Regions from separate parts of the Mus musculus genome. Here all the other regions are linked to region 4. A link is a loop called in an ENCODE intact Hi-C map of the cell type or tissue named here. Cell type or tissue: left cerebral cortex. All regions are shown on one strand.

Region 1 (4,000 bases), 240 kb after region 4:
CTTCATGATATAACTTCAAACAAAGCAAAGGCTTGTACATCTCTTATTTCTCTTACTGTCACGTTACCAATTTATGGCACAAGAAACTAAGAGGAGACTCAATCTCAAATCTCATGCTTGAGTCCCCAACTGAAGGATGCTCTCTTCCCTAAGATGAGCATGCTTCTCAGATTTAACCAAATTAAAAGTGCTTCCTGGTACTTTTTCAGTATGAAATTTATATTGAAATACGCTAGTTATCTTAAGACACACTTTGCAAATGGTTATCCAAACCAATCTGTAACTGCCAGCTGTAAACTTCACTGGTTTATGTTTCCCAAGGTGCAACAGGGTAACATTTATGAGCATTCTCTCTGTGTCAAAAACAATAACACTGAATAGCATAGCCAATAGAAAAATCCTATTAGCCTCCCAGATTCAATTATTCATATTTTAGTTTTATGTTGTAACACCCCCTAGAAACCAGGGTTATCATCACTAATCACATTAAACTCACATTTCTATTATACAGGAATAAGTAAGAGCTTACTGATAGAGTTACAGAATGAATTCAGAGAATCTGGGGTTACATACTTTGCAAGCAGATGATGATGCTATTGTTCATCTGCTTTTCCATCAGGTTCAAACCCGCTGTTCTAGAACACACACAGCACCATCTGAATTTACTATGTTTGGTTGAACCATGGTTTTATAAAAAGTGTAATCAACATGTGTCTTTCCAAGCTGATGAACTGGGTGGAATTTATAAATATGTGAGGCAAAATTATAAAATGTAAAATAAGTCATGTTTTAATGCTGGAAAGCAAAATATCCCAAGTATGGCTTACAGGATTAAGCTCACATGTGTGTTTATCACACACTTTATCATGACAGAGTTTTATATCATTTGGTAATAAATTATGTTCAACCTAAGCAGCCTTATATTCTGTCTGCAAAGTGAGATTTTTGAAGGTTGGTAAAAACTGAAACAATTTCATTAAGTATAAGTCAGTCCTCAGAGGCAAAGGAGAAAAACTGAGCTTCAAGAATTGAAGTCAAATATGATGGTGACTGTTCACCGTATCATCTGCCAGGTAACCTTGTGCTATGAACTTTGCAAGTACACTTACAGGATGATGTCTAAAAGCAAGTCTCCAGAAAGCTATTCTCTCTTCTCCTCTGTTTTCTACCCACTGAAGAATTATTGGATGAAGTCAAGATGAAGTATGAAGTTTGATTCTGTCTTTCTGTGTCTCTGTCCCCTTCTGTCTCTGTCTGTCTGTCTGTCTGTCTGTCTGTCTGTCTGTCTGTCTGTGTGTCTGTCTCTGTGTGTGTGTCTGTCTGTCTGTCTGTCTTTCTGTCTCTGTCTCTTTCTTTCCCTCTCTTCTATCTTCCTTCTGTCCGTCACTCTTTTCAGTTTAGCACTGTAGATACGCAACTAAGAAAAGCTTTGTGAAAAAAAATCCACTGAATTAATTCCTGCTTAATTCCTGATCAAGCACTTTTCATGAATGAAATTTTACTGACAGTCACTGCTTGTCAGCCCCATAGCAGCTTGCACTGTATAGCATTCTTACTGATCTGATCTAACTACCAAACAAAGGAAACTTGAACCTGCAAGGGAAACAAGAAAAGGGCATTGTTGATCTGTCTAAAAAGTGAGTGTATTCATATTCAAATGATGTGGCAGATTAAACAGCCATCGGTGAGCCTCTGAGTGTGTGGAGTGTAGGTCTATTTTGGTGGAAATGAGGTCAGAGCCTCAGAATAGATTCAGCAGCTCATGAGTATAATCATGTCTCAGGTTTTAGTGCCTGCCTGAGATAAACTTTCAGCTCAGCTCTGCAATATTATTATGTTCCTCATCAAGGAGGATTGGCTACAAATTAAGTACCAAAAATTACTACCAAAATATCCTCTTTAAAACCATAACAAAACAAAAGCACAGCTTCCGCTGAATCTCGCGGATGCCGTTATGAATCAAAGCATGACCTGGGCACAGTGCCGAGCAGGGCTGTGAGATGGATTCCAGCTCCTTTGTTATCTTGAGAAAGAGCAAGCCTTCCCTTGTTGCCTCAACACCTAGCATTTTTTCAGACTGGGGAATGAAGGAGTAAATTAAAATGATGATAAGTATAGGTGTTTTCCACAACTAGATCAAAATTATGTAGTAATCCATTTTATCTCCTAACAGTGAACTAAAGCATACACCAAGTTGAGTTCCCTGTGATGCATAATTCAAAGATTTCCAACTCTTTATTCACTACTCCTGCAAGCACACCATCCATCTGGCAAATAACAAACAAAATTATGACTATATAAGCCAGGGAAAACAGTAGAATTCTGTTAATGAGATGGTGTAGTGACACGAAGTATTTGGGTAATAATAAAAATCAAAATGTGATCATTTTTATTTGCAACTTTTTATCATAAATGTGGTTATTTTTACATTTTGTGTTCTAATTCATGGTTTGTTTCATAATGCCAAGTTTTTAAACTATGATCTTAATATGTTTTAATCTTTTAAATGACTTTAGCTGCTCTTTAATAAATACACAATTAATGAAGTTCTTTGCAGGAATAGAGTCTCAACCACATTCGAAGATTCACTGTCTAGAAACAGGCTTCCTCCACGTTAAGTGATCCCATATCAGATCACTAGAGTCACATACCAGAGAGGTCAAAGTCACACGTGTGAGAACAGGTTCCACCAGGATCCCATCCGTACGAGTTCTGGTCCCAACAGTTCAATGGCTTGCACACTTAGTTTAACTTCTCAGACTTCAGGGCACTGATCTTCTGAATGGTGAAAAGGAGTCATGTCACTGTGGTTCTCCATGGAAGACTGAGAAATGACCACTCTGTGCACAATACAGTGCAGGGCAAAGAACGATTTGTACGTTATTTTTTTATTGGAGTGAATGGCACTAAGAAGCTATGGAGTTTCTCTAGCTGGGCAATTTATTATCTTCTCATCTTTGCTTCTTTGTTTGTTTGTATGTTTATTTGTTTGTGGTTTTATATTTTAGACTTGATGGAAGAATGAAGTGTGAGTGTCCTACGTAGGATTTCCATTTTTAGAATAAAACACCATGAGCCAAGCAACGTTGGAGAGGAAAGAGCTTACTTGACTCATGTTTCCACATCATAGTCCATCTTTGAAGGCAATCATGGCAGGAACTCAAACAGGACAGAACCTGGAGGCAGGAGCTGATGCAGAGGCCATGGAGGGGTGCTGCTGACTGGCTTGCACCACTTGACTTCCCTTTTTAAAATTTTCCTTTATTTCTATATGAGTCTATTTTTATAGTACTCAGGACAACCAGCCTGGGGATGGCATCACCCACAATGGACCAGGTCCTCTCCGTTAAATCATTAATTATCAAAATACCCTACAGGCTTGCCTACAGCCTGGTCGTTTAAAGGCATTTTCTCAATTGAGGTTCTCTCCTCTCCAAGGACTCTAGCCTGTGGCATAAAACTAGCCAGCAAGGTGATGATATAAACAAAATTAACTTAATTTAAAAAATATAATATAGAAGGGCTAATTAATATCTAATTGAATGTGAACTGCATCAAAATATAGGTTACCTTAGATAGCACTGAAGAAAGAAAAAATTAATAAAATGAGCAGTAAGTATTCACAAAGCAATGGAAGAAAGAGTCCAGAAATTTTGGGATTAGAGTTATCTTTCTTTCCTCAAAAGAATGTTTAAATGACAATTAAGTGATAAGTGGTTAGGATTAAATTTGACTGTGATGCAGAACCATAGCCCTTGTATATTCTAAATATGTCTCACCTGAGACTGTAGGAAATTCCTGTAACATCCAGGCCTGGTCCTCATTCCCAGATCCAGTTATACTGCTTTCTTAATTCTGGGGCAAATGAGAACGTGGACATGAACTACTTCACACTTCAAGTACCATCAGGTGCTCCATTCATCCTTTTAGCCTCTTCACCAAATCCTTTATCAGACCTACATACAAGTCAAAACGAGCTTAGAACTGAGTTTGCTTCCTC
Region 2 (4,000 bases), 150 kb before region 4:
ACCTTCACAGAGGCCACACTTCAGTGAGCACAGGCGAGGCTAGGGAATATTTTATTGAAGGTTATTTAAAAATGCAAAGAAGAAATCGGACTCTGTGATGTACGTTAACCTCTCGCTATTGAATAGAGTATTGAGTATTACTTGGTTGTGGGACACTGGCCTAGAAAATGACAAAACCTCGCACCAGGAGAAGAGAAATCGAGTTGGATGTTAGGGGAATTCAGAGAAAACCTTGAATGAAAGATCAATGAAGCGACTGGATAGTTAGCTCTGTCCATCCGTGGCCTATGCTACTGAAGACTTTCACCTGAAGGAAGCAACTGCTCTACCATCATTTGAATCCCCTTCAACAGGTGCTGACCTTACACAAAAGAGTTACACACCAAGCTTTAAGGTAAGAGGTATGAGTATCTTAAGTCAGCTAATAAAATACGACCCCTTAGAAAATGCCTTAGGAGTTGGGTTTTTCCCCACCCTTTAGGACTTGTTCAAAAACAAATATCTGATTAACTTCCATGCAATTACACATTAAGTGATTCCACCCCACCCAAATGATCACATGGTTCCGTCAAAATACAACACCTACTACAAATGTAATGCTCACCGGGTCAAAGAAACCCATTCAGTGACTTCATTACTGAGGAGACCTTTAACATTTTATTTGATGAGAAGCTGCATTTTATGGGTGAGATTATCTGTGTGTGTGTGGCTTTCCCTGGAAAGATAAAAAGAAATATCTATACATCCTAGTTAAAACCACAAACAGCACATTCTGATTACTTTAGTGAATCAGAATTTCTCAGGACAGCATAGGTGACTACAGGAAGCTGTCCTGCCAAGAGATCATATCACAGGTACTTGCTCACCTCTTCTATGGTGGAAATTTGAATTCTGGCAAAAGGGGGGACCTTGGAAGGAACTCCTAAGAGTCTTGTCACCTTTCATCCATATGATATCAGTGGTTCCAGTCTTAGGAGGCTTTCATAAGGCTCAGTCCAAAGGCTTTGCTGGACTTTTAGCTTAGCATAAGGCATAAGACTTCAAGAAGGAGTCTTCTGTCCAACCAGGAGAAGCATCCATTTTCAATAATCACTCACTTTGATAGAAGAAAGCTTCTAAGTACGTGAGAACTAAGGGGTGATAAGCAAAGAATGACTTCAATGTAGGATTAAGAAGAGAACCAGTTTGCACATTGGAAAGTTTTCATGTTGAGCTAGCCCATCACACAGTACAGCAGATATTTTAATCCCATCTCAATAGAAAAACATCTAATTTTAAAAATTATATATATTCATAATTCCAACTCAGGTGTGTGTATATATATGCATATATGTACATATACATATATATGGATATATACACATATATGTACGTATATGTACACACACATATACGTACATATACATATATGTACACACACGCGCGTGTGTGTATATATATATATATATACCTGAGTTGGAATTATGAACCCAAAAAGAAGCACTGATGTGTTCATTAAAAATGAAAGTATCATCTCATCTCTGAAAATCCTGTATTAAAGGACACTTAAAGATCACCGGGATCACAGCTGAGGGCTGATAAATGTACCACAGAGACCCTGGGTTTATTTACATACTTGTCTCACAGGTTTCATCAGGGACTATAGAGGATTTTTTTTTAGAGAGAGAGAAGAGGAGTTCTTGGAAGATGGTTAAAAATTTTTAAACAAATCTGACCTCACTAAATTATAAAATCTAAAATGTTGGAGAAAATAAATCTCTGAATTTCCCTAGGAAATGAGTCGTTACTGAGCTGGAGGCAAGATTCCAATCTCAGCTTAGGTGGAGGCAGAACAATTATCTGGGACATAATGACAAATGTTGGCTATTCTATCACATTCTGAGAATAAGTTTTTTTTTAATGAAACATAAAGTTGCATAAATGTTTATGCATAAGTATTCTAGACAGCAAGTAGACAACGTCAGCCCTGTTAGCATGTGATCATAGATATAAGATGAGCACATTGCATAATTATTTTAAACTTTTCCTACTGTACATGGGTTACCTGTAAACAAAACAAAGTATTATGCTTATTCAGTTTTTAAATTTGGATTTGAGTCTTGTTATTTAAATAGATGTTAACATACTTTAAAACACATTTTTAATTTCAAGATGAAATTATCACTTCAAATAATTTTCAAATGAATTCTATGGAAGGAGCTTTTCAAGTCCACAATAAGTACAATAAGATTGGACTTTTTGTCAAGAACACTTTGGAAATATATATTTCCTGCTGACTGAAGGCTGAATGAATATGTTAGAAATAATATTTGATTCTACTGGTCTATGCTTCTAGCTTAATTTCAAAGGACACGGAATAGTACGAATATACTCAGAGATAATCATGTAATGAAACTTTTTTTTTTTTTTTGCGCAGATATATTTGCTGTTCCTCGCCCCATGTAGAAAGCATAATGACCACCAGGGTGCGCTAAAACCTTTGCAATAGTTTCCTTCTGCTGGTGGGTGGGGCTTCTAAGTATTCCTTTGTATGGTGCTTTTTACGGGTGTGCATGCATATTGTGTCACTGATATTGCTGACAGGAATGGCACTCTAAAATAAACTAAGATTATTCCTGTGGGATGAAACACTTTAGCTTGAATTTTGTACAGTCTTCCCAAACAGGACCAGCATGGCATTTCCAATTATGTCTCATGGGAACCTACTGCTGGATCACTCTCTGACATGAGGCACCCAAGAGTGAGCGACACTTATGGCCAGTGTTTCCTCACATAGCTCTCCTATCTGTCATTACATACAATACTAGCCTCCCTGCAAAGTGTGTGTGTGTGTGTGTGTGTGTGTGTAAATGTGTTCAAGTGTGTGTATGTGTGCAAGAGTTCTGAGTGCTTCTGTGTATGTGAGTACAAACGTGTGGGTAAGTGTATGTGACTAGAAGTGTGTAAGTTTATGTGTGAGTGTGCCTGCAAGAGTGTGCATGTGTGTGAGTGTGTGTGTCAACACAGGTGTGCGTAAGAATGTCGGTGAGTGTGTTTGCAAATGTGTTCATGACAGTGTGTGTGATTCCCACACTAGATCGTCTTCTCTGACACAAATTTTGCAATGTTATATATATCAACCTCATTTATTTGTCAGTCTCAGGATTACATCAAGAGCAGTCTCTTGTCATGTGCCTCTTGACACTTTAAAACTTTATCAAGCCTTCCTTGCCAAAACCTTTAGGAACCTATGGAATGGCAGGTGGAGCACAGGGAAGACTATGGAGAGTCCTCTCTGGGTGGTTTTAGAAGCAGGAGAGTGACTTGGGTCAAAGTACAATAGTAAATAAGAATCGAGGGCAAGGCAGGCTTTGGAGAAGCGAGTGTTCATAAGTCTCTTTGTGTGCCACAATTTCCAATATGGTGTGACTTCTGGGGGGGAGGGGGGAGTGTCCCCATAACTGCTTCCAGGGGAGAACCCAGTTCTGTCTCATGCTGTGTTAGGGTTGTTTATTGTCTCTCTGGAGCCCCCAGTTTAACTCTGTTGGGCTGATGACCAACAGAAGTTCTGCCTCAACAGGCTGGCCGACAAGTCCTTTCAGAACTATCCAAGCATTAGACTTTTTTCCAGCTCAAATATCTCCACAGTTTAGAAAATAACAAAAAATGAGTGAAAATGAGGTGAGAAAATATTAATTGGTGACAGCTCCAGAATAGTGTTGAGGACATACCACACTGAAAACAACGCTCGTGTTTGCTCCGTTAACTCAGCCCTGCAGAACACTCTGGCACCCTGTTCATTTGCACTGCGATCCCGGTCTTCTGTGACCTTGCTGCTGCCTCTCCACTTTGGGGGTTGATCTTCTATGTGCCTCTGTTTCTTTGCCCTTATGTAAGAGGGAGGGCAGCGGTAGCATCTCCTCAAGGAACCTGCTTGATTTTGCTACTCTGTGCTTTGCAGTCTCCCTTTAATATGTGTGAGGCTCATTTTCTCGATGAAACACTTGCCTGGAGATTCTAG
Region 3 (4,000 bases), 230 kb after region 4:
AATTTTATATACAGTGAATATGTTTATCCATAAAGTTAAAACATATGGAACATCAAGTCAGAAAAGAGAACACTGAACATTGAAGCTCATTCTCTGCTTTTCATTCCACTCAAGACCACGGCCCAGGGAAATATGCTGCCTACATTTAGGGAAGATTTTTCTCAGGACAGTCAACCTAAGCTAGAAACTCCCTCACAGACCCACATGGGCTTTGTTTCCTAGAATATTCTAGAGTCTGTCAAGTCAACAATATTAACGATCACAGAGAGTGATTCAAGATCATTTTTTTTTATGCTTACTATATTTTAAACATTTATCTAAAAGTAAATTGTCTAGAGAATCTAAATGAAGAAGACTCCTAGAGTTGGTAGATGAAAATTATGTATCTGAGTGAGCAACCAATATGGCAAGCATTTTTCAAGTGAAAAATTTTATAAAAATTACTTTCCTTTAGTTTAAAGTCCAGAATCAAACTTTTCTTGGAACCTACCTCTTGGTTACGGCCTAGTCACCAATTTCTAAGTCGCCGATGTCTACATAGAAGGTTTTGGATCTATGTGTAACAGCTCATGCCCGCCTAGGTTTCCATTTCTTGCCCTTCCTAGATCACCTTCAACTTGAGACAATGAATGGGAAACATAGACAAGACTGTTTGCTAGTGCTTGTGAGCAATGATTGATCTGGAGTTAGGAATGCCTCCTGCAGAGTAATGCCATACTTTGCAGAGACTTCTGGGGTTTCACGCTGGAAACAGGAATCTGAAAACTAGAGTGTTCTCTATTTCCAGATTTTTTAATAAAGGGATTGTGATAGAACATAACTTTATCTTTGTACATCAGTTGGTTTGGCTTACCCAAACTAAAGCATTTCTACATTCTTAAATTTAGAACTAGGTTCCTACAGTTTGAAGAGCTCTTTCAGTCAGTAGAATGTAAAATTCATACACAGGAGTAAATATGAATCAATAGAACAGCCCATTGCCTTGTGTGAATTTCAATGGGTACAATTTATGATAGTCACAGGGAGCAATAGCAATCTCATCCTCCTGATTGAATACTATAGATTCCACATGCTAGACACGGCCTCTTGGCAAAGGGAGCCTGGAGACATTCCCATGAAAGAAAAGAAAGAAAGAAAATATGGGGGTGGGAGTACAAGCATGATCTCATGGAGATGAAGAATGAGGCTGCGTTTATAAGTAAAATGACCTCCTAAGTTTCACAAAAACATAGACACACTCTATTTTCCTTTCCAACGAGTATGGGAAGCACTTCCTGCCCAGGTCTCTGAAGCACTGTTATGGAATTTTCCTTTTGAAGCTTAAAGACCCAAATTTTCCAGCAGGAAGATCCCTTTGAAGTCATGCTCTGAGAAGTGTCAAAACATATGGGGAACAACCAAAACCATGGGAAAAAAAACCTCTTAAAGTGTAGAAAACCCTTTTCTAAAAGAATGGCTGGAGAGACACTGGGATCCCAGTATGGCAAATGTTGCTGGTGTCTGTTGTTTTGTTTTGATTTGGGGGAGGGAAGAGGACTTAGAAAATCTGAGATACTTTTCCTCTTAACAAAAACCAAATTAGTGATTCCATTTGCTCCAGTTTAGACATAAGCATTTTCAGATCTATGCTCTCCGTTACTTAAAATAACCTTACACTCTGAAGACTGAATTTCTGGAAGTGTTTAAATTTTTATCCACTTCTATAGATTCCAGATTTGATTTTACACATTATTATATGCACAATTCCCCCAGGTACTCTAGAAAATTAAAATAGCATAGAAAATTAATACCCATTAAAATTAGTTGGAGCCTGAATAGGGTAGAATGGTATGTGTGACTGGTGGCTGAGTGGGTGGGAAAGATGTTCCCAAGAATGTGGAGGGCCTGTAAGATCTGCTTTCATAAAAGCATTTATAAAAATCACATTCTTACTTTTTCCTACTAAATCTATTAATGACTTGGGGTAGACCCATCTGGTTGTTCCCCTTACAAATTGGAGATAATTGAGTGAAAACTTCAGAAGACTGAGAAAAAAGTGTATGGTTTATAGGCTCTGAGGCTTGCTGAGTGTTTTCATTTATTCATCTTATGGACATCTGAAATTCAAACTATACCAAAAATACTGTATTCTATTTAACTTCTTATCTTACTCCCTAATCTTTCCTCTCTAGTCTTTTCCCCTATATATGCTATAATGTCCCTCAAATTAGCAAGTGTGGAAACTTGTGTTCATGCGTCCTCTCTCACACACTACTTTCCTGCTGGTCAGATTTAACAGGTTTGATTTCTGTGACTGTTTCCCATGCAAATCCAGCTGTATTTCATTGCCAGAATTACATATGTCTCAGAATATCCAAACTTTCTGCAGTTAGTTCATTTTTGATATGTGTTTTTCCTTCCAAATACACATCACCAGGTTCTTGCTTTAAAAAGAAAAAGATAAGGGAAGCCAGATAGCAACTCACTCTTGAAATCTCAGTCCTTGAGAGGCTGAGACAGGAGAAGTGCAATGGGATTGTAGGAAGCCTGGGCTATAATACAGTATGGTCAAGGCCATTCTGGCTGCAGAATAAGACTATCTCATTAAAGAACATAACAAGATCATAACGTTTGAACACATTGTTTCATTTAAAACTCAATGCTTTTCATCATCTAGATATGGCCAGCATTCATTGTCATTCCTTTGTCATGTTCATACCACAACATTTGACCCTCTTAGAACCATTCTTTTATTTCTGTGTATGTATGTTTGGCCATGTTCATCTCTGAGTCTGTTTGTCTCTCAGAAAAATGCTATGCTTTAAAAGAGATGTATGGTGAAATTTTTAAAGTTCAAGTAAGAAAATACTCACCAACTGTAGCTTTTACACTGTGCACAACTATCATCACCAATGCCAAGGAACTAGAATAAAAGTATAAGTGTAGACTTGGTGGATTCTGGGTGGATGGTAATATGTTAAATTAACTTCTCTGAATCCTAACAGGTTTTCCTTCGAAGTGGTAAAATGACTGTAGCTCTCATCATTATGGCATAGCATGACCATTATTTAGGCAGAAAATGTCACATTTCTCCAGCATTTCTGGATTACTCCCTGACTGACTGCATCACATACTCCGCCTAAGGAAAAAGAAATAACCATGGCTGGCCTCAACAAACAGGAATATTATCATCCCTGGGAGTATCATAACTGATAATTAAGACAAGAAAAACTTCTATTCTTCTTGATGAATAAGAAGTAGCTATGAATACATAAATAGATGTTTATTGTATCTGTGGGATTAGAATGAATATGGGAAGATAGTTAAGAAAATGGTGTCTAGAAAGGCTTTGAAGGGAAAGATAGGAGGATCAAGGTCTGTGAGAATTTGCCTCTTGGTCAGAAGGTTGAGTTCATAAACACTTGACATTGCATTGCATTGAAAACAACAGAAATCTCATTAGTAACTAGAGTACAGCGCCTATTAGTACAGTCTTCCATAATTTCCAACAGAAATGCTACCTGCCTTTGAAAAGCATCTCTTGTCTCCTCTAACGTACATTGACTACATCCTACTACTCTTGGATAAATATTATTATTTAATATACACTGTTTTTTGTTATAATTATATCTAATTCCTATGGGGCCTTATAATATATTCCTTAAACAACAGAGCAGTAGGATCACTCTTTTAGACCCTTTAATGATCTGCCAGTTAAGAGACACTTAAATGCTTATAGAATAAAATTAAAATACAAGCACACATGCTTATTGTGTTAGTCAGACCTTTTTCTCACTGTGAAAATACTTTCTCACAACTTAACAAAGTAAAATTTCACTTTGGCTCATGGTTTTGAGGTTTAGTTTCATGGTCTGCTTGCTCCAATCCTGTGTGCCTATGGTGGGGGGTGGGGTAATTAAAGCAAGTATGTGGTGTATAAAGATAGCCAGTTTGGGTGAGTCCACAGACCAGGACTTAATTATCCTTGAACGTGGGCTTCTTTGTCTTACCAATAATGAGC
Region 4 (4,000 bases):
TGCGTGCAAGCTCCTTGATTGTAGAAGGGGGGTGGGGGGGGGGGGGACCTGGCTGGAGTCCAGACAGGCTGGAGCTCTGTTGATCATTATGTCTAGCCTTCAGGTGTCTCAGCGCACAGTGGGCGGCAGTGGGGGAGGTGTAGATAACATGAGAGAGCAGACAAAGAAAAACTGGTGTATTTTTAAAAGATTATGTGAAATTCTGTGCTCAAGCCTCCTTTAAAAAAAAATGATTCCTAATGTCTTGGACTTTCATAATTACAGCACCGGCTCGGCTCTGGCACCTCTCTAAGCCGTAATTAGTTCTGTCTGGAGCCTCTGAATAATTCCTTTCAATAATTGATGGAGTTAATATTCTCTTTTAAAAATGGGGAGGGCAGTGTGTTCTTATAAACTCTCTTTCTGTCAGAGTCTTTGTTGTTCAGAATCTTCATCAGTCATAATCACACTGATCTGATTTGCAGTTTCATTTCTTATGAGACCAAACATAACTTTTTAAGGATTTAGATGATTCTAGAAGGAAAGACACAATCCAGCATTGCTGGATTACCCTAGTTGACTATGAAAAGAAAGCAGTAACAGGAACAATTTCTACCATTTGTTTCCAATTGTTTTTTTTTTTTTTAAATGCTGCTTTGAATGTCACTTCTGTTTAAAACTCCATCAAAAAAAAATCTTACCATAAATACAACTTAGATGTTAGCTATAGCCTTGCCTCCTCCCGCAGGAAGACATTCTAAATTATTTTATTCTTTGAGGATTCTTCTATGAAGAAGCTTCGGCATGCTTCCTCCCCACCCCCCACATCCTCACCCCACCCTATTAGGAATTTTAAAAAAATCTTTATATGGAGGCCTGGCTCCTAAGACAGAAAGCTGTCTTTTCCTTCTCCACACTGGCCACTTTCAGCTGCCGTCACTCGTGCCCGGACCTCGTTTCACATTTTGTGGACAAAAAAAAAAAAACAAAAAACAAACAAAAAAAAAAACAAAAAAAAAAACAAACAAAAAACAGTTCAGTCTCTGTCATTATTGTAAAATTTAAAACACTTCAAAAATGAATCAAAAGAAAGCCCTGGCTTGAAGCCATTGTTCAGATTTAAGAGCTATTTTGCCTCCAAGTGTCTTTAGCAGTCTTTCATGGCTAATTATAATAACTGTCAGATGTCTGGAAAGTGTGGGGTGCCCTAGCCAGTGGAGTCAGCAAAGTTTGCCTTTTATTTTTCCTGGGGACAAATCAAATCTGATTAGACATAAAGAGCGAAAAGAAGAGAACTAAGTACACATGTGTGTGCCTTCATTTTTTTTCCCTATGAACAAAGCAGCATGCTGGAGCAGTGTCCCAGTGCGGAGTCTCCTACAGCTACTCTTCAGAAAGCCTTACTTTTCTTTTTAATTCTTTATCTTTCACAGAAGAAAGCATGCAACAAATGCTCCCCGGTACAGTTCCCTGCCCTTTGGCTACCTTTCAAACTACGCATAAAAGGATTCCCTGGCAAATCTTCGAGTATTTGGGGCTTCTGGCAGAAAACTATTTTAATCAGCGCACTTGACGGAAAGAAATGTATACTTACAATTTTCAAATGCTGCTTCTTGCTCTAGTTCCTCGTCCCTGCAGGGCGAAGCCGAGGCTTCTCTCCGGAACAAACTGCGGTGCAGGTGCAGAGTCTTGTTTGCATGCCCAGGAAGGGGGGGAAGCATTTCCTAAAGTCACTCGGAACTCGCTACTTGTGCTCAGGCATCCCTGCTCCACCGTACTATCTGCAGTTCTGAATTGAACTAAATTAGAGCCCATGCGAAAGGCAGGGGCAGGCAGTCATGTGAGAGACACGCCGCCATCCTATTGGCCACAGAACCATAGCTTAGGCATTCTGCCTTTTCCACTATTGGTGAAGAGTTAAAACTGAAAGCATTTAGATCCTCCTCTCCTGCCTATTTGTCCTTTATGTGTGGAAGAATGACTGTAGGATTTCACAGTGACAGATCAGTTAGGAGTCACTGAAGTCACCCTCCCAGAGACTGTGGGAGGGGGTGAGAAACTCAGCTTTTGCAAGATCCCCCCCCCCTTTTCATCCCCTTGACCTGCAATTTTGTGTGTGATTTGCCTTCAAGAAAAATGTTGTTGTTGCTGCTCTCCCTTCAGCTCCAGTGATGATAGAAATAGATTATCATTGCATCCCTTTGCAGAATTTGTCAGGCTGAGGAGCACCAGGATCAAGGACTTCCAATGATAAGTTTTCTGATTTTATTTTAAAAACTAAGAAGGTTTTAGTGCAGTTCTAAACCAACATACTGAATTATTCATGAGTGACACCGGCAACAGAATTAAGGTTTTTTTTTTTTTTTTGAGTCGTTAGCTCATTCTGTAGAAAACCAAGGGGAAAGTAACGCTGAAAATATCAAAAAAGCAAAATGCCAGGGAAATTAAATGAGAAACTCAAACTAAGTCAGCTAACGTGGATGAGGAAATACACTCTTCTCCCTCAAATTCCATCTTTAATTACCTCTTTAAGCAACATAAAATGTCCATAAAACTTGGAGACAAACTGTATTTTCCAGTTATCCAGGGGGATATTTACACACCAGGGTTCTTAAAACACCTGAGATATTTGTCAAGACTTAAAGCTTAAGGTCCCATAAAATCATCGAATCCCACTCTCTCAATACCGAAGCATGCCTGACAAATAATGGCTGCCTTGTAACACTAATGCCGAGTTAAACCAAATGAAAGCAATCTTGCTGCAACATCATCCTGCCCTTGCTGACAATACCGCCAAAGAGCCAGTCACTCTTATATGTAGTCAGTCTTTAGGATAACCCAGTCTCTTTTACTACTTGCATTTCTCTACGAGAAACTCACACTTTCCTACAATGGCATCTTTTGGATCTTACCCCATTATTTATGTCTCTATGAATAGTTACGTTATTTAAGGGAGCCTTACTTTATGTCACGGATGTAACAAGACTTCACATCTTTAGTCCATCTTCACAACAGTAACTTCATTAGCTTTTTGCTTATATTTTATTAATATTTTGAGAAATTCTTAGGATATAATTTGATCATATTTACTCTCTCGTCCCCCACCTAACTCCTCAGCAGTCTACCCCCATCATTTGTATCTCTTTCTGTTGTTTTCTCTCCTTAAACAAGCCACATAGTCCAGTTTATTCACTGGTATGGGGCCATCCACTGGAGCACAGTTGATCTACCAGCAGCCACACCCTTAAAAAAACCAACTTTGGGTTGCCCTGAAGTTGTTGGCTGTTGCTCACATTTCATAGATGAGGAAATGAGCTTCAAGCTACTCCAGGTCCTGTAGCTGGTAGCTCGTGCCCTGTGGCACTCATTCATTTACATGTACAACTCTTATTCGTCTATAGAGACAGCACCGGAGTTCTCCCAAGGTGTCCACAGCATCATTTGCCTTGATTATTTCCTTCCTGGTGTAACTAACGTATTTGAATATCTATGCATAGCTATGGGATATTCACTATTCAATGTAAGCTAGGTTCAGATTCAGGTAAGTGGCCCATAAGGGACTGGAAACACAGGTTAAGGACAACTGTGGAACCACATTTACATCTGAGCCCTGCAAAAGGTTCAAACTGTAGCTTATGGCCACAGGAGCCTGGAGTTTTCTAGAGTGTTGTTCCGGCCACTATTACTGGTCCAAATGTTTGAATGCAATGCTTAGTAGGACAACAAGCCCTAGAAATGTTCAAAACAGGAGTCAAAGGGTCCATCTCAAGCTGGGAAAGTCAGGGGGCAGCCATTACCCCTTGCACTCTTTCAGAGAGGGCAATTAAATGCCTCTGTGCTACTAAACCTCACCTATAAATTTCAATCTTCCAAATAAGTCATCCTCTCTGAAATATTTTAAAGCTCACTGCTTCTTGTCATTGGAAGTATTCTTCCCTTTTTTGTCCTGTATACTTTTTTTTTCTTTATCTCTAAGGATTTTTTTTGTTGTCGTTCATTTCATGCACTGTGTTTCCTCTGG
Region 5 (4,000 bases), 570 kb after region 4:
AATAAGAAAGCCATGCCTGTCTAAAGGTTCCACAAGCTGGAGCTAGGGATTCCCACAAACCCCTCTCTAACACGTCTGTGCAAAGGCCCAGAGCTGGCAATGGAGGTTGGAAGAGCTTTCAGTCCTAGTTCACTGTAGGAGGTAAACATTACAGGAGCATGTGAGGCTAGGACAGAGAACCAAAGAAAAGAAACAGCAGGTTTAAAAGAACATGCAAGAGGAGGACCGGGAAAATATTACAGGACAATAAATTACAGCCCACAGCCCTATCCAGATGTCGGTTCACGGTACTGCAGTAGCCACAGCATGGGGAGGTTAGAGAACCACATTTACCATGTGTGCACTGCTCTGTATTTAATGTTTAAGCTCTTTAATTCTTTGTGTCTATGAAAAGCCTCAGTCAGAAAATCCAGATGGACTATATTAATCAGAGCACATAATTTTAGTGGTAGACATGCTTATTCCCAAAGCCTGGATATATTCCTAGAGCTTTGCAGAGCCTCGTTGTCTTGAGGGAAAAAAAATACGCTTGGCTCGGCAGCATTTGTTAATTTATGTAAGAAGGAAAATGAATCACATATAAACATATGGAAATATCCAAATGCCAGGTTTTCAGTTTTTTTGTTTTTTTAGGTTAGCTCCCTGAGTCCTCATTTTCTTTCTAGCCTGGGATTGGTGGTATCGGTTTTTTAACATTAAACAGACTCCTTGTTTGGAGTGTGTGTGTGTGTGTGTGTGTTTCAGACCAAGCAAATTTCGTGTTTTCTTTGGACAGAAAACTAACAAAGGATGGGAAGTCCTTACTTTAAGACATTACAGTTAAGGGTCATGAACATTCAAGCAGGAGTTACTGCCATCCAGAGGCAGAAAGCCACGAACAGCCATATCCTATCCTAGCTCCATCGTGGAGGAAGGAAGACAAGCAAAATGTGTAGGTTGCAGCAGTTTTGGTCGTTAAATCATCCAAAAAGAAATTGGAAAATGCCAAAACTTGAATGTCACTGGGTCTCTGGTTCTCCTGTTGTCAGAAATGACAGAGTCTCTAGTCCAGCACTCTCCAGAACTGGTCACGGTTTAAAAAAAAAAAAAAAAAAAAGGAGCAGTCTGATGTCAGGCTGGCCATCTGTGCCAACTGTCCTGAGTACTGGAGTCTGTAACACATTCAAAGTGAGCTTCGCACGTGTCTTTGCACATATAGTTTTCTTATATTAAAGCTTTGATGACTGTTGCTGAGGTTAGCTGTTCTAGCAGTTGATACAGGCAGCCCATAGCCCTTCAATATAAGTCATATGCTGTATTTGCTGCCTAGTGACTGTCTAATTGGAAGTAAAGACATCCATGGTCTTTCAGACAAGAGCTTCCAAGCATGTGTGCATGAATTTTTTTTTCTTTTTTGTGGCATTAACAAGCGAAGTCCTGAAAGCTTTGGCATACCTGAGCATTGGGCAGTCATTCTAAAGGAACTAGCTCAGCGCCATGCAGGTTTGGGTGCCGTGGAAAAATAGGTCCATCTAGGTAAGAGACCACTGCACAGCAGCACTAACCACTAGGAAAGTTTCTGCAGCATCACAAAGACAGATTCTGGAAAAATATAAATATGTGTGTGATATATTTTACATGACTCACATATAAATATAGTAGTCACATATACATACACACATAAGTGGTGGTTACACATTGGTAGAAATTCCAACTTAAAAACTACATCAACTTCAATTTTTAACAACAGGCACAAGTAATTATACTTGCCACTTGCAGGTATTTTATACACTCCTGATGGATATAACTGCTTTGGAATAGGTTTTAAAACTTGGAAACACACGCATACACCATTTCTCAATGGGCAAAGCATACTTCAATTTTCTAACTGAATCCTACCCACATGAGTGCAAACATTTTGAGTCAAATAAAATGATTTAAAAATTGCAGAATAATATAGTGTTAATCATCTTCACTCTGCTTGAAGTATTTCAATGCTATTCTATCATATTTTGGGGAAGCCACTCTCAAGCATTTTAAAGGAGAGATAGAGAAGGTTCTCCCAATTTTTAATAGACTTACAAAATACGGACATGAAAGTACGAAGCCTATACTTCTCTAGCCTCCCCTACCCCCGCCCCCCTCTGTCTTAACACTGGGCTGCCCTTCTGCAGGGAACTTTCCACCAGATATCTTGCATGTTCAGGGTTACCAGTGCCCTCTGCTGGCTTTCTGCTTGAAATGAGAGAATGGAGGGAAAGACAGAGATAGACAGACAGACAGGCAGACAGATGAGAGAGACAGAAAAAGATGGACAGAGAGACAGACAGAGAGACAGAAACAGACAGAGTCAGAGACAAAACAAACAGACAGGAGGCCCTTCTGGTCCTGGAAACTGGCACTAAAGAACTAAACAAGAATGGAAGACTTACCTTCACTAATCTTATTTTCTTGTTTCGTTGTCATCTTAAACTTCTGCCAGAGATCCATTGTGGAACCGTTTGTTCCAAGGGGTTCTCACTCACTGCTAATTCAGCATCAGGAAAAGAATATTAGGCTGGGATGAAGGGGCAAATGAATGCAGATTTGGGGACATAGTCACTCATTTTACAGATGCATAAACCACTTACAAGAGGCCCAGGCAGAAGTCGGTTCTCCATCCACCCTAACCTGTTAATGGGTTCGGCAAGGAAGAGCGGCAGTAAGTGCAAGGGTGAGAGGCTGCGATGGAGACTGGCAGTCCTTGCTCACTGTGGGCATTGTTTGGAAGTTTAGCACACAGGTGTGTTGCAAATCCTGTCACTTAGCTCTTTTCCTGCTGTCAGTGTCACTTTTCACTGGGCTCCTGTCCACTTGCCCTGACTCTCGTTTGTCTCCTTTGAAGAAACTCTCCAAAGAGCAGTCAGGGTGATTCTTCTTTTTCATAATGGATTTACTTTTATTTTATGTACGCTGGTATTTTACCTGCATGTATGTCTATGTGGGGGTATTGGATCCCCTGGACCTAGAGTTGTAGACAGTTGTAAACTACCATGTGGGTGCTGAGAATTGAACCTGGTTCCTCTGGAGGGGCAGTCAGTTAAATGCTCTTAACCACAAAGTCATCTCTCCAGCACCAGGTGATTTCTTCTCGAGTTGCATTCAGATTAAACCTCACCCCAAGCCGAGTAGTCTCCCAACATGTTTAGAATACAACCCAGTCTGATTTGCTCCGAAATTCCTCAGAACCAACATTAGTGACCAGTACAAACTAGGTATCTGGTAATTTATTTTAATAAAGAATGAACAGATGAAAGTCATATAAGACTATACTAAGATATTATCACGCAATCTAAAAATAAAAAATAAAGCAGATACTGAACTTGAAGTAGTGATTATCACTGGTTGCTGGCCAATAAGTCTAGGCTAGCTTTCTGGATCTCATTTGTCACATAGACTGAATAATGGCTGTGGGCTTTAATGGTTAGTGATTTGAGGCCTCGAGGTCTACCACCTAAACACACATACACACACACACACACACACACACACACACACACACACACGCACACCAATGTGTGTGCATGCAAGTGTGTGCGCACGCACACACACTCCTCAGATATGTGTCTATCTTATCCTAAGTTATTTTCTAGTGAAACTGCACAAGTCAAGCAAGATTGCTAAGTAATACTGACATGGAGCTTTTGATATGTAACAGTACTGTGCTAAGCATTGACACGTTTTGAGAATTGAATGTATGACCAGCAACTAACACTCCATACAACCTTACTTAATTTGAAGATGAGAGGAAGAAAACAAAGCCACCTAGCCAGTAAGTGACACATTGTGATTCACACATCTACCATCTGATTTCATCACCCAGAACTACCCTGTAGAGTCCTCACGAATACCAGGTGTTCCCTGGCTTTACCTAACTAGTTTCTACCCTAAACTAGGGATGAAAAAATTGTCCCTTAGTCACAAAGGAGACAGTAATAAGTGACCTGCCCCAGCCCCAGCCTTCTGCCAGGCCTTTAGTGTC
Region 6 (4,000 bases), 110 kb after region 4:
ACTGCTTCTTCTTCCAGCCCATCCTCTAGCTCCTACTGCCTACTGAAGCAGAGAACGGGGTAACTTTAAGTGCTGGTGCCTACATGTCTCCATCTGAGGTTGAATTTTAAGGCAGGAAATGCATTTAAGATTCTGAGATACTTTATCACTCCCCCACACAAGGCAACAGCATAGATTTTGATTCTATACTTAGAAAAACGCCTCCATCCCTTTATAGAACACGGCTATGATTGTTTCCACTACAGCCATCTCAAGTTCTGCTTGGCTAATTTCCACTCTGCTCATTTATTTCTTATTCTTGTCATGTACAAATGAGTTGTGTTGGTTAAACATTGTCCCACTTCAAATTCTCCTTCCCATACTGATGTCTGCTGCTCCCTGTACCTTTCTTTCCTTTTGTTTCTTATAGGAAAGAGCATCTGACACTTTCTAACACTCTAAGTCCAAAACGTGTTTATGATAAACAGGTGCAAGCAATAACTACAATTTTTTTCTGTTCAAAACATTCCTAAGCCCTTACCTGTTAAGTTATATTATTTAACTCCAAATTAATTTCCTGTACTTTTCTTCTCTTTGAGTTATATTGCTGTTCTGACATTTTCTCCATCATGTCTGTGCACAACTTATATTTGTAAGTTTTATTTGGAAAAGAATATCATAGAGCATGTCATATAATATTTTCATATATTTCAGAAGCCTATATAGGCATTAAATGCAATAGGAATTGATACACGGACACAAATTGTTTTGGAGCCATAGGGGCCATGTACAGTATGACAGAAAACGGATTCAGTAGCAAAGAGGAAGGGAGGCTGCTGCAGCGCTTTGAACACATAGAGTAAGGGGAAGGAGCTTTGCAAAGGAGGATCCTGGAATGCAGGAAGAAGACAGACATGCTGATGTCTAGCCTCCACTGGAAAGGGGGTCTCACCTAGGAGAAGATGGCTGTGCCTTGGCCATGTCCGTCGTACAAGTCAAAGGTGGGAAGATGCCGGTTGTTGGTGACAGTCACAACTGAAAGGAAGGGCAGAAATTATAATCGTTCCAACAGTTAAATAGAGGTAAAGATTTTAAGTTTTCTTCTCCACTTCAAAAGGAAATAAAGCTTTGTAGGCAAGGAGGACATCAGCACAGGGGAAGAAGAGAACACTGGCAAGAAATCTATCAAATGTCAGCAGAGCCAACTTCTGATGCTTTGCTAACAACACACAGCTCTTTAGGGAGAGTCTGTCTGTGTTTGGAAATAGCTAACAATTTAATGGCAATGTTTAACCTACTGATAAAATTGCCATAAATGTTAGCATATCTCATCAGAAACTTGAAATTAAAATGAGAAAAGGATGGATCCTTGGCATCTTATAGACAAATAAATGCATTAATTGCAAAGATGGATGCATTTACAGCACCTTGGAAAGGGCCGTACATAAAATACCTAGCCTGCATTAGGCATCCCTCCCTCTCTATTGAGATGCTATTTAACTTTTCTTCAAAGAACAAGTGGATGCTTGTGAGATATTAGATTTACGATCTATGTAAATATCATAGCGCCAATGTTAGAACTCCTCACAGGAAGTCATTTTTCTATTTAAAACCTGAATGTGGGGAAATATCCAATCGTGTCATTTGTTTTGAAGGGCTAACATTTTGTGCGAAATAGTCTTAAGTTCTTGTCCTAACATATAAAGTATACAATTCTACAGGCATTTTGCCCAATATAATTTTCTCTTCAGGGAAAAAATAATCACTCAAAGCACAATGGTAAATTGTCCTTTCTGGCAAAGGAGTTTCTCTGTATCATCACTGGGCAGCCTCAGGGAAAACAGCTTTAAAGATATGTGTGTGCTTGCAGTATGTGTTCATGTACAGTCAGGAATGCTTGGGAAATTGAGCCATGCTGGAAACTGATTAGAGGTCAGAGCTTCGCTAAAGGGTGGGTTTTCTTGTTTGTTTGTTTTTTTCTTTTTTGTCATATTTTAAATAAATACATAAATAAATGGTATACTTCTCTAACAGAGAGTTTATAAAATCCAGATAATTAGGAACTTTCTACTGGATGGTAACTGGATCCCTTTCCCCTAAGGCAGACTCAGTAGTCCCTCAAGCAATAGCTGTAGTACTGTACTTCTCCTGGCTGCAGGAGGATGGACATTGGGATTTGAGGGTGAGCAGAAGGGGAGGGAGCTGTGTAGTGCACTGTGGGTAGAGTTTCATCATTGTAAGATGTCTTTAGCAAGTCAGTGTCATGAAGCAGTTCCCTCTTCTCCATGGAGGCCTGGAGTGTTCACATGGAAACAGCTAAACTATTCCTAAGAGAAACTTGGCATGGGCTACTTTTGTCCTCATCCAGTGAGCCTGTTAAAGCACTGATGTTATTTGTGTTGCTGATGATCAACTAAAGCTCTGGGAAGAAATTTCCTCAAGTGCTGATTTGAAATTGCAGCAAATGAGAGAGATTCTGTGGTACAGTGACAGTCAACCTTACCCTGGCATCTATATATTCCGTGGTGAAAAATCCTTTATATTTTTTTACTGCATTTCCATTCTGGAAAGTGTCTCTTAAGCATCATCTCTAGAAATTGGGTGTCTCATGTCTCTTTCTGAACCCTAACACCACAGACACAAGTTCAAGGTATACACTTCTCTTCCTGCCTCCCTTTCCTTGGTTCTCAGTCTTTATTCATGGATACTGCTTTAGAATGCTTTAGGGTGTTTTACAGTTTCATAAAAGGTCCTGTGGTGTGCCATATAATGTATTATCTCTTGAAAAGTTCCTGGCTTCACAATCTCTCATAATTTAACATAAATTAGCTCCTTGCATTAGCCAATCTAAGGTAAAATATTATACAATTAATTTTCATAATGAATGATTTTATATTTGCAGAAACTCTTGAGAACACAATCCATGTTATTTTGAATGCTGATTCATTTATAAACATAGTTAATTGATATTTTAGGTAAATAATCAACTATTCTTTCTCATAAAGGATGTTATATTAGTCTTTGTGTTTCTGTTTGTAGTTTGGGTTTAGATTTTCAAATAAGTCTTCAGAGGTAATTTTTCCAGTTTTATTTCCCCTTTTTGAAAAAGATGTGTGATTTTATTTCTTTCAGAGCTTCCTCCATTCCACTCTTCTGAATAGTCTGGCTTCCATAATGGTCCTGTTAAGCTGCTCAATATTCAGGTTTCAGCCCTCCCTAGCAACCTCTACTACTTTACAAACTATCCTGAATAATTTGCAAACCTTAGTCTATTGTATAATAAGACTGAGGCCTAAGTTACCTGCCTAATCTTATGTCCTTGGAAAACTAACGTTCTAACAGGTGAAATGACAGTTTTGGTTGGCACTGAGTTTGTTGATTCCCACCAGGAATCATAGCCTGCAGAGGCTGAACAATGAAAATTGTCAAATAACTTTATGACTAATTGGAATATTTTAATGTAATAATTTTAGTGGGTAAAGAATGACTGTGCTAACATAACACAATACACTATGGATGTATATTTAAGAGTACACAGTTAGAAGGACAAAAAGGAAGTAATAATATGGTGTATTAATAATTTACAAACAAGAGAAACTGAGTATAACATGACCCTCATCTATTTAAAGGCACATCATTGAAAGAAGACACTCCAGTTTTCAGTCAATGAACACATTGCTTCCCACTCAATTCTTCCACAGCACAGCACATTAACATGACAGGTGACTGGTTTATTTAACAGTATTTCACCGATATCTATCTATCTATCTATCTATCTATCTATCTATCTATCTGATTTATATTACAAAGTTATATTGTAGATACTATAAAATACATCCAACCATTAAAACTGCAAGCAAAATATTTAGGTAATACATAGATTATATCCTTATATTTCTTTTTGAGACAGGGTTTCTCTGTGTAGTCCTGACTGTCCTGGAACTCACTCTGTAGACCAGGTTGGCCTCGAACTCAGAAATCCACCTGTCTCTGCCTCCCATGTGCTTATATTTCTTATCTT
Region 7 (4,000 bases), 290 kb after region 4:
ATCCCCAATTTGGTTTGGGTCACAATCTTTTATCAGAGAAACAAAAAGAGCAAAGGACACTAACATAACAAAGGGTTAGCTCTAAATAACTGTTCAATTTAATAAACATCTTTCAGTTGAATTTTAGGTATTATGTTACAAAAAATTTCTTGGTGATTTCTAGAAAAAAGATATGCTAGCTTTCAGTATATGAAGAAATAAAGGTATAAAGGAATATTTTTAAGGAGGTTAGATGGAGGTCATACAGAGAAAAGAAGCACAAAAATAGAAAGAAGAAATATAAAGAGACAAAGTAACAGCTCTTTCAAGTACTAGACACTGGATACGGGACATCATGGGGTTACAGCCTGATGTCCTCAAATCTGAGGGAAATTCTATCAGATTTCCAGTTGTTTTGATGACTTAGTCCTGATCAAGCATGAGACCTTTACCGCACTTACACTGTAAAAATATTCAGGTTTGGCTGAAGATCCCTGAAACAAAGCTAATATCTCAAGAAAACCAGTCCCACCATTTTTTTATTTGTCTAATACACATAAAAGTTAAGTTCATACTATACTGTAGTCTAAGAAGTAGGCAATATCATTGTGTCTAAAGAGTCAATATGTATACCTGAATATACAAAATATGTATGACAAATATTATATGCTTTCAGCTATTTGCAGCTACAGGTATGCTAGTGATCTTATGGATTGTTGGAAAAACATAATATGTAGGCTTGTTCTACATAAGGTTTCCATACCCTTTTGATTTTAGAGCATTCCATATCTGCGAAGTGCCATAAAATGAGATCCAATTAAACAAGTTGTTCTTGAATTGTATTGAAGGATGCAATGAGTAGTCACATACTTTGTAATTCTTCAATATTCTAGATATATACAAGATTCTGAAACAACCTATCACCTAAAATTAGATGACACATTGTCATCAAGGCACACACTTATGCATATACACGCATATTCATGAATACACACACACACACACACATGGATGAACAAATGGATAGGCACACATGTGATATAGCACCATCATTCCTTAGTATATTCAGAGAAATAATCTCATGGAGCTCCTTTAAATATCTACTTGTCTATTATATAAATTGTGCAATATTTAAATAGAGTCTCTCTCTAAATATATCCTCTCATACTTGCTAAATCATCTCTGAGTTACTTGAAAACCAACTACAATATGAATGATGTGTGGTTCATTGTTATTCTGTGTTGTTTGGGAAAAATACCGACACTTCTTTATATTTCAAATATTTTACCTGTGACTGTAGAAACTGTAAGTACAGGGGAGGGCACCTGCAATTATGAGCACAATTGAAGGCAAATGATTGAATATAACAAAGGATGTAGACATTTTTACAGCAGTTATAAGTGCTTATGTTAATGCAATTCTGAAGCAAGGGAAATCTCTACTTAATTTCTTCATTCAGAAAAATAAATCTGCATGTGGAAAAAATGGAACTGAATGTATGTTATTATTGCTAATAAAAGAGAAACAAAGTACTGCAAATGTATCGCCTTCATGGTGCAAGCAAGTAACAAAGAAGACAGCAGGGTGTGAGATTTTTTCCTTCTGGTTTCTGACTTACATTCATCTAATGACTTGCCTAGATGGGGAGCTTTTTAAAGCACTCCTCCTCATGTCTTATTCAGCATACATTCTGAGGACAGCTGGAGAAGCCTGTAACAATGTAACAAGCTACATTAATAACTGAAGATGAGCAATGATGGGCATTCTTCAAGGTAGCAGGGGAGGGGGAGGGGAGAAAATGCAGATGTCTGTGTACAGCCGGGAACGAATTAGTAATGCATGTGGTGCTCCCAGGACCACAGATGACGACCCCACGAGAAGCATGGCTTTCAGCAGCACAGCAACATCTGATGAGCTGGAAGACCTCGTCCCTGAAGCCAAGGCACGGCCGTCTGGTCAGTCCACCTGAAGGAAAGTGGGAGGAAAAACTCTGTTGGTAGGGGTTTGTTTAGTTTGACTTTTCTCTCTCTCTCTGTCTCTCTCTCTCTCTCTCTCTCTCTCTCTCTCTCTCTCTCTCTCTCTCTCTCTCTCTCTCTTATTTACCCTTGGGAGAATTTTAGGTGACGAGAAGTCTGTTTTTACTTGCAAATGTCAGGCAATCTGGAAGAGGCCAGAGTTTCATTATCGAAGATGACAGGCATAAAAAGGGGGAAGGATCTTGAGTGGAAAACAAATTGAATTTTTCATGAAAATTGCCGAGTGGTAAGGAATATGAGTCAAGTTTTCCACTGTAGCCCATATCCAGTAAGAAAATCACAACTGCTTGCTACGAAATCCATAAAAAAATAAAATAAAATTTTAAGAGGTTTCCAGAGACAAACCTTGATTGAACCACACTACTCTCTATGTGTTTTTACCACCACATACTTTTATGTGAGCATTAAAGTCATTTCAAATAGTCTTCCTCTGGAGGCATCTACCTATTTATTTCTTTTGAGATAGGTCTCTCACTAGGATAGGAGACCTGCTGATTATGCTAGCTGGCTGGTCAGTAGGCAGAATGATCTGCCCCATCCACCTCCCTAGAGTTAGGATTATAAGATATGCCACCACTTCTGCTTTTGTATATATATTCTGAAAAGTTAATGTGGGTCCCCATGCTTGTACACTAACCACCTTATTAACTCAAGTATCTACCAGACCCTAAAGTTAGGCTCTTTGCCAACAGAGTACCCTGTTACTACAGCAGCTCACTACATACCTATGTTATACTTTAAAATGCATGAAGAGGTTAAGGGAGGAATATACAGGAGATATTGATGTTTCTATGTCTAAGAAATCACAATCTAATCTTGTCATGTAACATTTATACTCCTACCCGAATTAGTCCCTAAGTGTGGCAAAAATTATAATGGTAAAAAATATTAGCTAATAATCCTTTGTGCTTATTAAGATAAAATTATGCTCTGGGGATGAATGGAATCATAATTTAAAAGGAAACAAGTAAGAAACTGATTATTAGTGACTAAAGAATATATAAAAGACTGTGACTCTATGGAGAAGATGTAATGGATGGATGTAATGGATCTGAGATGATGGAATAGACTGCAAACCTGTGTGGACAACTTCGGCTATCAGAAGAGGCTGCATCAGCACGCAGAGGTGGCCAGCTCTTACACACTGCACACAGTGACCAAGGTGCTCTAGATGATGGTACAAGATGCGCCCTGGTCACCCAGCATCCTACAAGTTCATTTCTATTTCCACAGTCCTATCAGACACACTGGGGTCTATGACATTCCTATTGAGCTCTAATCACTGAAGATTATGTGTAAGTCATAAACGCTAGCAACAAGAGGGAAGAAGCTTGCCACTTGTCACAAATGGAAAATAGATCTCATTGTTCTGTTAGAGTATTAACACAGGCATGGCTACACAAAGATTCTTCCCAGAGAGAGCAGTTACTGTCCTGATGAGGTGGACATAGCACAATAGTTATTCGCACTTTGGATATTCCTCATGGGAGAGTGGAAGCTCTGAATATGCAATCTGAAATACATACGTATTTACAAGTTTGGTGGAAAATTAAGTGCTTGCCTAAATAGTATGGCTGAGATACTCATAGTTTCAAAACAAACCATAATGTAGTCTCAGTAGGGGAAGTCATGGGAGTATTCCTCACACTGAGAGGTTGCGTTCACAAAATCCTTTCACACACTGGTTTGATCAAGATGTGTTTAAAATGAACTGACATGTGAGCACAAGAGAACTGGAAGAGTGAAAATATAAACCACAGCCAGGGGTTTTGAGGGAAGACATTAATGAAGGAGTGTCCTAGAAATGTCTCACAAAGGTCAAGATGATAGACATAGGGGAAATATTGTTATAGTTATAAAGATATATTTGGCCCTAATAAAAGCTGATGTAACATAGAAAGGGCTTGGATCATTTTGAAAGTCATTGGGAGGGTATAATTTAGACATTATTCTGAATTTAGAGAAAAGGGAGTGATTAGCAACTT

Evidence for each region. A loop is a pair of places that touch in the nucleus more often than their neighbours do. Peaks named below come from ENCODE experiments on the same cell type or tissue, not always from the same donor. Only the 100,000 strongest peaks of a DNase experiment are listed, where the experiment ranks them.
Region 1: it touches region 4 in a loop (2.9-fold over the local background); 11 of 42 quality-filtered maps call a loop at or near these places.
Region 2: it touches region 4 in a loop (4-fold over the local background); 13 of 42 quality-filtered maps call a loop at or near these places.
Region 3: it touches region 4 in a loop (5-fold over the local background); 11 of 42 quality-filtered maps call a loop at or near these places.
Region 5: it touches region 4 in a loop (2.8-fold over the local background); 5 of 42 quality-filtered maps call a loop at or near these places.
Region 6: a loop joins it to region 4, with 2.2 times the contacts of the local background. A loop is called at or near these places in 2 of 42 quality-filtered maps.
Region 7: it touches region 4 in a loop (2.4-fold over the local background); 6 of 42 quality-filtered maps call a loop at or near these places.

Annotation. Positions count from the first base shown.
Region 1 is chr1:137,654,955-137,658,954 of GRCm38, reverse strand. No RefSeq gene overlaps it. Among named protein-coding and RNA genes, the nearest start is that of Gm34306, 110 kb to the left of the region's middle. In left cerebral cortex, no CTCF peak of the experiment used is centred here; DNase peaks (open chromatin) are centred at 1,757 and 1,941; H3K4me3 peaks cover 240 bases; H3K27ac peaks cover 523 bases.
Region 2 is chr1:138,043,220-138,047,219 of GRCm38, reverse strand. No RefSeq gene overlaps it. Among named protein-coding and RNA genes, the nearest start is that of Gm34353, 51 kb to the right of the region's middle. In left cerebral cortex, a CTCF peak has its summit at 2,450 (motif pointing right); a DNase peak (open chromatin) is centred at 2,486.
Region 3 is chr1:137,662,431-137,666,430 of GRCm38, reverse strand. No RefSeq gene overlaps it. Among named protein-coding and RNA genes, the nearest start is that of Gm34306, 100 kb to the left of the region's middle. In left cerebral cortex, no CTCF peak of the experiment used is centred here; DNase peaks (open chromatin) are centred at 1,291 and 1,871; H3K27ac peaks cover 1,773 bases.
Region 4 is chr1:137,896,359-137,900,358 of GRCm38, reverse strand. Gm4258 (a long non-coding RNA gene) reads right to left here and starts at 1,892. Exons shown (of 3, transcript XR_003948014.1): 1 at 1,574-1,892; 2 at 1-931. In left cerebral cortex, no CTCF peak of the experiment used is centred here; DNase peaks (open chromatin) are centred at 11, 1,314 and 1,810; H3K4me3 peaks cover 2,614 bases; H3K27ac peaks cover 2,604 bases.
Region 5 is chr1:137,329,005-137,333,004 of GRCm38, reverse strand. No RefSeq gene overlaps it. Among named protein-coding and RNA genes, the nearest start is that of Gm34244, 23 kb to the left of the region's middle. In left cerebral cortex, CTCF peaks have their summits at 858 (motif pointing left), 1,997 and 2,203 (motif pointing left); DNase peaks (open chromatin) are centred at 575, 814 and 2,202; H3K27ac peaks cover 1,058 bases.
Region 6 is chr1:137,785,113-137,789,112 of GRCm38, reverse strand. Gm34306 (a long non-coding RNA gene) reads right to left here. Exons shown (of 4, transcript XR_878577.1): 4 at 950-1,014. Among named protein-coding and RNA genes, the nearest start is that of Gm34306, 19 kb to the right of the region's middle. In left cerebral cortex, no CTCF peak of the experiment used is centred here; DNase peaks (open chromatin) are centred at 113 and 2,294.
Region 7 is chr1:137,604,228-137,608,227 of GRCm38, reverse strand. No RefSeq gene overlaps it. Among named protein-coding and RNA genes, the nearest start is that of Gm34306, 160 kb to the left of the region's middle. In left cerebral cortex, no CTCF peak of the experiment used is centred here; DNase peaks (open chromatin) are centred at 981, 1,705 and 2,187; H3K27ac peaks cover 446 bases.